2 separate regions of the Homo sapiens genome follow, and region 1 is linked to region 2. Evidence: chromatin contacts called from ENCODE Hi-C or POLR2A ChIA-PET data. All regions are on one chromosome and are shown on one strand. Each heading gives the region's core, a stretch centred on a gene start or an enhancer-like site at or near the end of the contact. The rest is flanking DNA. Distances are from core to core; before and after follow the strand shown.

The links. Hi-C counts contacts between places; a loop is a spot of excess contacts on that map. ChIA-PET counts read pairs that join two places held with the same protein, here RNA polymerase II (POLR2A). Pooled maps may share reads with other maps.
Region 1: a loop to region 2 is called in a pooled map, with 2.1 times the contacts of the local background. The contact joins two enhancer-like sites. A Hi-C loop is called at or near these places in 5 of 168 maps with a recorded cell type or tissue (Caco-2, DLD1, HAP-1 and 2 more) and 6 of 50 pooled maps. POLR2A ChIA-PET finds 5 or more read pairs at or near these places in 3 of 52 experiments (Panc1, activated CD8-positive, alpha-beta memory T cell and common myeloid progenitor, CD34-positive).

The regions. Positions count from the first base shown.
Region 1 is chr17:19,577,126-19,580,857 of GRCh38, reverse strand. It overlaps SLC47A1 (solute carrier family 47 member 1), which reads right to left. Exons shown (of 17, transcript NM_018242.3): 17 at 1,824-3,531. The coding sequence ends at 3,305. It also overlaps the pseudogene SLC47A1P1. Among named protein-coding and RNA genes, the nearest start is that of SNORA59B, 21 kb to the right of the region's middle. Within about 2 kb of position 2,041, at least 4 of the 41 ENCODE cell types and tissues checked have a DNase peak (open chromatin) inside an H3K27ac peak, as active enhancers do.
Region 2 is chr17:19,511,898-19,515,672 of GRCh38, reverse strand. No RefSeq gene overlaps it. Among named protein-coding and RNA genes, the nearest start is that of TRW-CCA2-1, 5.6 kb to the right of the region's middle. Within about 2 kb of position 1,617, at least 13 of the 41 ENCODE cell types and tissues checked have a DNase peak (open chromatin) inside an H3K27ac peak, as active enhancers do.

The sequences.
Region 1 (3,732 bases), core at 792-3,291, 65 kb before region 2:
CCGTGCCACCACACCCGGCTAATTTTTGTATTTTTAGTAGAGACGGCGTTTTCCCATGTTGGCCAGGCTGGTCTCAAACTCCTGACCTCAGGTGATCCGCCTACCTCGGCCTCCCAAAGTGCTGGCTGGGATTACAGGCGTTAGCCACCGCGCCCCGCCCTGTGTGTTTGTTTTTGAGACAGGGTCTTGCTCTGTTGCCAAGGCCGGGGTGCAGTGGTGCGGTCTCAGCTCACTGCAGCCTCGATCTGCTGGGCTTAAGCGATCCTCCTGCTTCAGTCTCCCGAGTAGCTGGGACCATAGGCGGTGCCACCACGCTGGGATAATTTTTGTATTTTTAGTAGAGACGGGGGTCTTGCTATGCTGCCCAGGCTGGTCTCGAACTCCTGAGCTCAAGCGATCCTCCCACCTGGGCCTCCCAAAGCGCTGGGATTACAGTCGTGAGCCACAGCGCCTGGGGACACCGCTCAAATCCTAACCCTTGGCCGCCCGTCGGCTCCTACAGGGGCGAAATCAGGCACCCACCGTGACGGCGAGCGTGACAGCGTCCGGCTCGACCTTGCCCAGATGTCCACAGAAGATGGAGCTGACGAGGCTGATTATAAAGATCATCAACTGCGCAAGAAACTGCGGAGGCGCGGAAAGCAAGGCGCGTTCACAGCCGCCCTCCCTCCTGGAAGCCCGCGCCCACCCCTGCGCGGCGGCCGCTCCGGAGGCGTCGGGCTGGGCGTGAGGACGCCGCACTCACCACTGGGCCCGCGAGCGCCGCCAGCTCAGCCGCCTCCCCCCGCAGGTCCGGGGGCAGCGCACCCCGCAGGCCCCACAAGCCGTCACGCCATCCGAGGGCCCGGAGCCGCTATGGGGGCCGGTCCTTGGCGGCGGCGGGGAGCTCGGCGGGGACCGGGGCGTCGGCGGCCGCAGGGGCCTCCATGCGGAGGCTGGGAGCGGCTGGCGGCGGCGCGGGCGCGGGACCGCAGCGCGGTGTGGGGGTGAGGGGGGCGACCCGATCCCACCCAGCCCCGCCCCTCCCCGTCCCGGACCCGCTCCAGACGCCCAGGGCAATGGTCGCCGCCCGCAGAACTCTGGGGGAGGGCACCGGGAGGGCCCTTGGGGGCTTATGAAGGGGGCTCGGGGAAGGGGTCCCTGCGTGAGAGGACCCCTCGTGTGCTTTTGGATGACACGGGTTTTTATCAGGAGAGTTTGTAGGTCAGGTTGGAAGAGCAAAATGCCTAGAGGGTGGGCAGACAGGACTGAGCTGGTGATTCCATCCTCCCGCGGAGCACAGGGCTGGCGCTTTCTGGCATGCTTCTGGCCTGGGCTTGCTGCGGGTTCAGTGTTTCCGGGAGAGGAGGGGTCCTGCCTCGCAGGGACCCCAGCCTCCCTGCTCCTGGCGGCCCGGGGTGGCCTCCTGGCCGCGGCTATTTGTGGCTGGTGGTTGAAAGAACCTCCTCTTATCCCCAGGGGGTCCCTGCCCTACCTGGCAAGGGGAAGGGCAGGGAGTCCTGTGCGAGGGGAATGGAGACAGGGTTCGAGGGTTCCTGACGAGGAGCTGGGGAGGGGCCTCTGTGGTGTCTGCCCCCTGCCCCCAGGCCCAACCCCGAGGGCCACAGTGCAAGCCTTTACCTGCCTTCCTGGAGAATGGGCCTCGTGGCCCCAAGAACAAGGCACTGAGGGTAGAGATACCTTAAGGTGGCCCCAACCAAAATCAGCAGTTGGGTGTTTTTTACTCAAAGTAGGTAACTTTTCTGATTTTGTTATTTCAGGAAAAGGCCATGCCTAGAGCATTATATCCATCCTAGCACTAAGTCAAAAATGTAGAGGCAAAATCTCTATTTAATGTTTTATTTTGGAAGAAAGAATTGCATGTTCAGGGCATCCATGTAGACCAGTTGGTCCTCGGTATGTCGGAACAACACAGAGAAGGCTGGAGGTTTTATCAAAAGAAATGTCAGTATTGCTCTTTGAGAAAGTTTATTGGCACCAGGAAGGGTGTTGGGAGCTGGCAAGCTACAACTGGTGAGCAACCGGGCAGGCAAAATTATTCCTAGAGCTTCAGCAAGTTCTCTCAGCAGTTATGGACAAAGCTGGTCCCAGCTTACAGCACGCAGTTTCACCAGCTGGATGTGCAGAGAATTACATTACTAGATTAATGTTATGTGCCTGAGGTGCTTTTATCCCTGGCTTCTTGACTTTTGATTGGGTGTGATAAGAATGACTTAATTTGGTGTAATCCACTTTCACAGCACTGAGCATACTTAGTATGTACTGAGGGTTGCTGAATTAACGGTGTGTACCGCACCCCAGGAAGGCTTAATGAAGTAGGATTACTGCTTAAGCTAAGACCTTTATTAAAATTTTGTCCTCTGGCCAGTCGTGGTGGCTCATGCCTATAATCCCAACACTTTGGGAGGGCAAGGTGGAAGGATTGCTTGATCCCAGGAATTCAAGACCAGCCTGGGAAACAAAGGGTAGACCCTGGTATAAAAAATTAGCTAGGCGTGGTGGCACACGCCTGTGGTCTCAGCTACTCAGGAGGCTGAGGTGGGAGGATCACTTGAGCCCAGGAGGTTGAGGCTGCAGTACGTCACGCACACACCCCTACCAGGAATTATCAGTCTTTGTTTGGATTTCCACAGCTCGAAAGATTTCCCAACTGTTTTTCAGTGTCCACAGTGCCTAGATCTAGACCTCAAATGAAGATTAACAAATGCCAGCTGGGCATGGTGGCATACCCCTGTAGTCTCAGCTACTCTGGTGGCTGACACAGGAGGATTGCTTGAAGCCCAAGAGTTCGAGGCTGCAGTGAGCTATGATCGCACCACCGCACTCCAGCCTGCATGACAGAGCAAGACTTCCGTCTATTAAAAAAAAAATTAAAACAAAAACAAATACCATTTGCCCAGTGAATAGTAATCTAAGGCCCAAGGAAAGATATACTGTAAAATATATTTTACATAATTCAAGCAGTATGAATTCTTAAGCAGTTAGTTTATGGGTTTGTGTCTAAAAAAATAGCAGAAGTATCAAAGCCATTGGCCAATGCAGTCAGCACATTGATCCTTGCTTGGTTCAGATAGTGGTGAATTACTACTCATGTCATCTTTCAGACAGTGTCTTGGGCCACAATATAGCTTTTAACCTTAGTTGCTTTTTCTTTTTATAGAAAAATGTGTCTTTGCATTTCCAGCCCTCAAAATCCATGGGCACACCTGAATGACATTAACTCACAGTAAATTGTCACTGGTGGGCCTGTGAATTGTGTGTAAGCTCAAAAGCATCACTTGACCTGACTTTCTTTCCTACCACGTCACTGAATTCTGACATAGAATCTCACTAAAATCCCCACCAGCAAGATTAAGAAGACCCCCAGGAGCAGAAGCCCTCGCCGCAGCACCAGCTGTTTCCTGGACAATTTAGCGCCGTCCTGTGGATGTTCCGGCAAAGGTTCTTCTTGGCGCATCTGCTGATCTGACTGAGGCTCGCCTGTCTTTCCAACATCGTTCGTTAAAATTCCTTCAAGGTTTTCAGGGCACCCTGGGAGGAAAAAGGAACTTAGCAGCTTAAAAGGGATTTTTTTTTTCATTTTTATAAAGGGCTATGTATAAAAGGAATATGTGCTAATAGTGGAGAGAAAGTTAATTCAGGACACTATTGCTACAGTGAATAAATAAAAGAAATCTTATCGCAGAGTGCCCCTCCACTCACTCCTTCACGAACACCGATGATCCTACCAGC
Region 2 (3,775 bases), core at 368-2,867:
GCCAAGATGGTGCCACTGCATTCCAGCCTGGGTGAGAGAGCGCAACTATGTCTCAAAAAAAATTTTTTTTTTTAAACAGAAAAACTACCTACTCACGGGTGTTCTGTTATTCCTTGTCAAAAAGTAACAAAGCTATTTGGGAAAATTGCGTTTTTCTTTTTCTTTTTTAAAATGTCTACTCCTCCCTTTGCACAGATTCTACCTGTGACTCGGTCTCCAGGCTTCCTTTGGGTTGACTTGGCTGAGTGACATCTGGCCCAGCACTCCGGGGCCATGCAAAGACCTTGGGGTGTGCTCCTCCCCCAGCATCTGGAATGTTATTGCTCCGTCTGCTCTGCTGTGGTCCCTCCAGTGGGCCACTGGCTCGGTCAGCTTTCCCAGTCTCTCCATAGCAGGTTTTGACCGCATCTTCAAACTGGAGTAGTCAATACTGTATGTGACAAGGGAATACTGTGTGTGACAAGGAAAGTTTTAAGGCTCATGACTGTAATCCCAGCACTTTGGGAGGCAGAGGCAGGTGGATCACCTGAGGTCAGGAGTTCAAGACCAGCCTGGCCAACATGGTGAAACCCTGTCTCTACAAAAATACAAAAATTATCTGCGCACGATGGCAGGTGCCTGTAATTCCAGCTACTCGAGAGGCTGGGGCAGAAGAATTGCTTGAACCCAGCAGGCAGAGGCTGCAGTGAGCCGAGATCATGCCACCATGCCATTGCACTCCAGCCTGGGCGACAGAGTGAGACTCCATCTCAAAGAAAAAAAAAAAGCAACTACTGTTCCAGATTCCCAAGTTTCTGGTTAAAACTGCCTTCTCCTTTCTCTTCTCAGTGTATTTGTCACTAAAGAAAGACACCTTCTCACCTACATTGTACCTCACATTGCTCCAAGGTGGAAACACTTGTCAGGTGCCAAAGAGGCAGTCTGACAACTTCAAAACCTCATAATACATTATCAAGATGTGTAATATATTTGTGTTGTTTGTAGCAATGCTGTGTTGATATTAATTATAGTTCCCATGATTTGAGGGAGCCAAAAAATATTTTTTAAAATAGTGATAATTCTATCCCAAAGAAAAATTGTTAATACTTAGCCTTTGAAGGTCTCAGGAAATGAGACATTTTAATTTTCAATTTACATTTGTATTTTTGTGGCAAGAGTCATGGTAGAGTGGTAAATAAAAGACTTTCAGCATAAAAGTATATTACAAATTGATGGGGGAAGGAACGGAAATATGAAGAGAAAAAGGAAAGATGAATGATTCTGACTGTTAAGGAAGAACTTGTTCATGTATTTTTAAAAAATGGGTGACAGTATCAAATTGTGTTGTGTATATGTCATTGGATATATTTAAAACAATGATGTAATCGTTTTATTTTTAAATGTTACTATTTGCGATATGCCAGCCCTCGCAACTATTTTTAATTATGGTGAAAATGTTTTATGCCCACTTAGAAAATGTACAAGGGTTACATGGTTTTCCAGAAATTATTTTAGAGAATACCCAAGCACAAAGTTAATTAGTTCTATGTTGGAGGAAAAAGATGTTCGCAGTGACGTCCCTGTGATTCCTGGGCTTGCCGTTTGCGCCCTCTGCCGGTGTTCTGAGATTTTGCTTTTTAGACAGCGAAACTGTCCTTTGCTCTATCCTTTGCTAACTGTGGTCAAAATCTCCCCACCAGGAGGGCCTGACAAGAGCCAGGCGGCCTGTGATGGCCTCAGGAGCCTGTTGTGCATTTGAATGATCCATCGCAGCATGCAGGTCACAGAATCAACGGGTCCCTGTCTTGGAGCTGGGTGACAGTGGAACACACTCTTGGTCTAAGTTCTGAACTTACACAATCTTCTTTTGCTGACTGATCTAGTGATGAGTTTCTTAGCCTTGGAAATATTAATAATTCTAGAAGAGCTACTGTCAAAAAGAGCCATATTCTGGAGAATATTGGAAGAGATTTATTCTGAACCAAATATGAGGATCACAACTTGTGACACAGCCCCATGAGGTCCTGAGAATATGTGCCCAAGGTGGTTGGGTCACAGTGTGATTTTATACATTTTAGGGGGAGAGAACTTGCAGACATCAATCTATATATTTAAGGTGTACATTGGTTCTGTATGGAAAGACAGGATAACTCAAAGAGGGGAGTGAGAGCTGGGAGTGATGGAGGTGGATTGAGGCTTCCAGGTCATAGGTGGATTCCAAGATTTTCTGATTGGCAATTGGTTGAAAGAGTTAAGTTATGATCTAAAAACCTGGCATCAATAGAAAGGAGTGTCTGGAAATGGGGGTTGTGGAGATCAAGTTTCTGTTCATGCAGAGGAAGCCTCCAGGAAGCGGGCTTTAGAGCTCTTATCAGGCCTGAAAAGGTACCAGACTCTTAATCTCTCCTGGACCAGGAAAAAGACCTGGAAAGGGAGGGGGATTCTCTACAGGATACAAATTTCCTCTACAAGAGACAGCTTTGCAGGGCCATTTCAAAATATGTCAAAAAATATATATTCTGGGGCTGGGCATGGTGCCTCACACCTGTAATCCCAGCAGTTTGGGAGGCCTATGCGGGTGGATCACTTGAGGTCAGGAGTTCAAGACCAGCCTGGCCAATATGGTGAAACTCCATCTCTACTAAAGATACAAAAATTAGCCAGGCATGATGGCACGCACCTGTAATCCTAGCTACTCAGGAGGCTGAGGCAGGAGAATTGCTTGAACCCGGGATGCAGAGGTTGCAGTGAGCTGAGATCACACCATTACACTCCAGCCTGGGTGATAAGAGTGAAACTCTGTCTCAAAAAAAAAAAAAAAAAAAAAAAAAAAATATATATATATATATATATATATTCTGGAATAAAATACATTGATTTCTTTCGGGGCCTGCTATCTGTCATGTGATGCTATACTAGAGTCAGATTGGAATTTGGTACCTATAAAGACATTGTTTTGTCAGTCTTAAGATCTTTATCTTATTTTTTTTATTATTATTTATTTTTATTTATTTATTTATTTTGAGACGGAGTTTTGCTCTTGTTGCCCAGGCTGGAGTGCAGTGGCCTGATCTTGGCTCATTGCAACCTCTGCCTCCTAGGTTCAAGCAACTCTCCTGCCTCAGCCTCCCAAGTAGCTGGGATCACAGGTGCCGGCCACCATGCCTGGCTAATTTTTGTATTTTTAGTAGAGACGGGGTTTCACCATGTTGGCCAGGCTGGTTTCAAACTCCTGACCTCAGGTGATCCACCTGCCTTGGCCTCCCAAAGTGCTGGGATTACAGGCATGAGCCACTGCGCCCTGCCAGATCTTTATTTTAACATTAATATTGGTCCCTTGTACCTGAATTCCAAAGGGAGAAGGGTATCATGAGGCATGTAGACTCCTCTTCCCATCATGGCTTGAACTAGATTTTCAGGTTTGGAATGTCTTTGGCTGAGGAGGGGGCAGAGGTAGGGAATGGGGCGTGTCTGCCAGTCAGCTGGAGAGCTTAGACATTTTTATTTTACTATTTTGTATTTATTTTATTTTGAGACAAGGCCTCGCTCTGTCACCCAGGCTGGAGTATAGCAGTATGATCATGGCTTACTGCAGCCTTCACCTCCTGGGCTCAAGCAGTCCTCCCACCTCAGCCTCCTGAGTATAGCTGGGACTACAGGTGCATGCCACCACACCTGGCTAATTTTTTAAATTATTATTTGTAGAGATGAGGTCTTTCTATGTTGCCCAGACTGGTCTCAAACTCCTGGGCTCCAGCGATCTTCCTGCCTTGGTATCCCAAAGTGTTGGAATTAC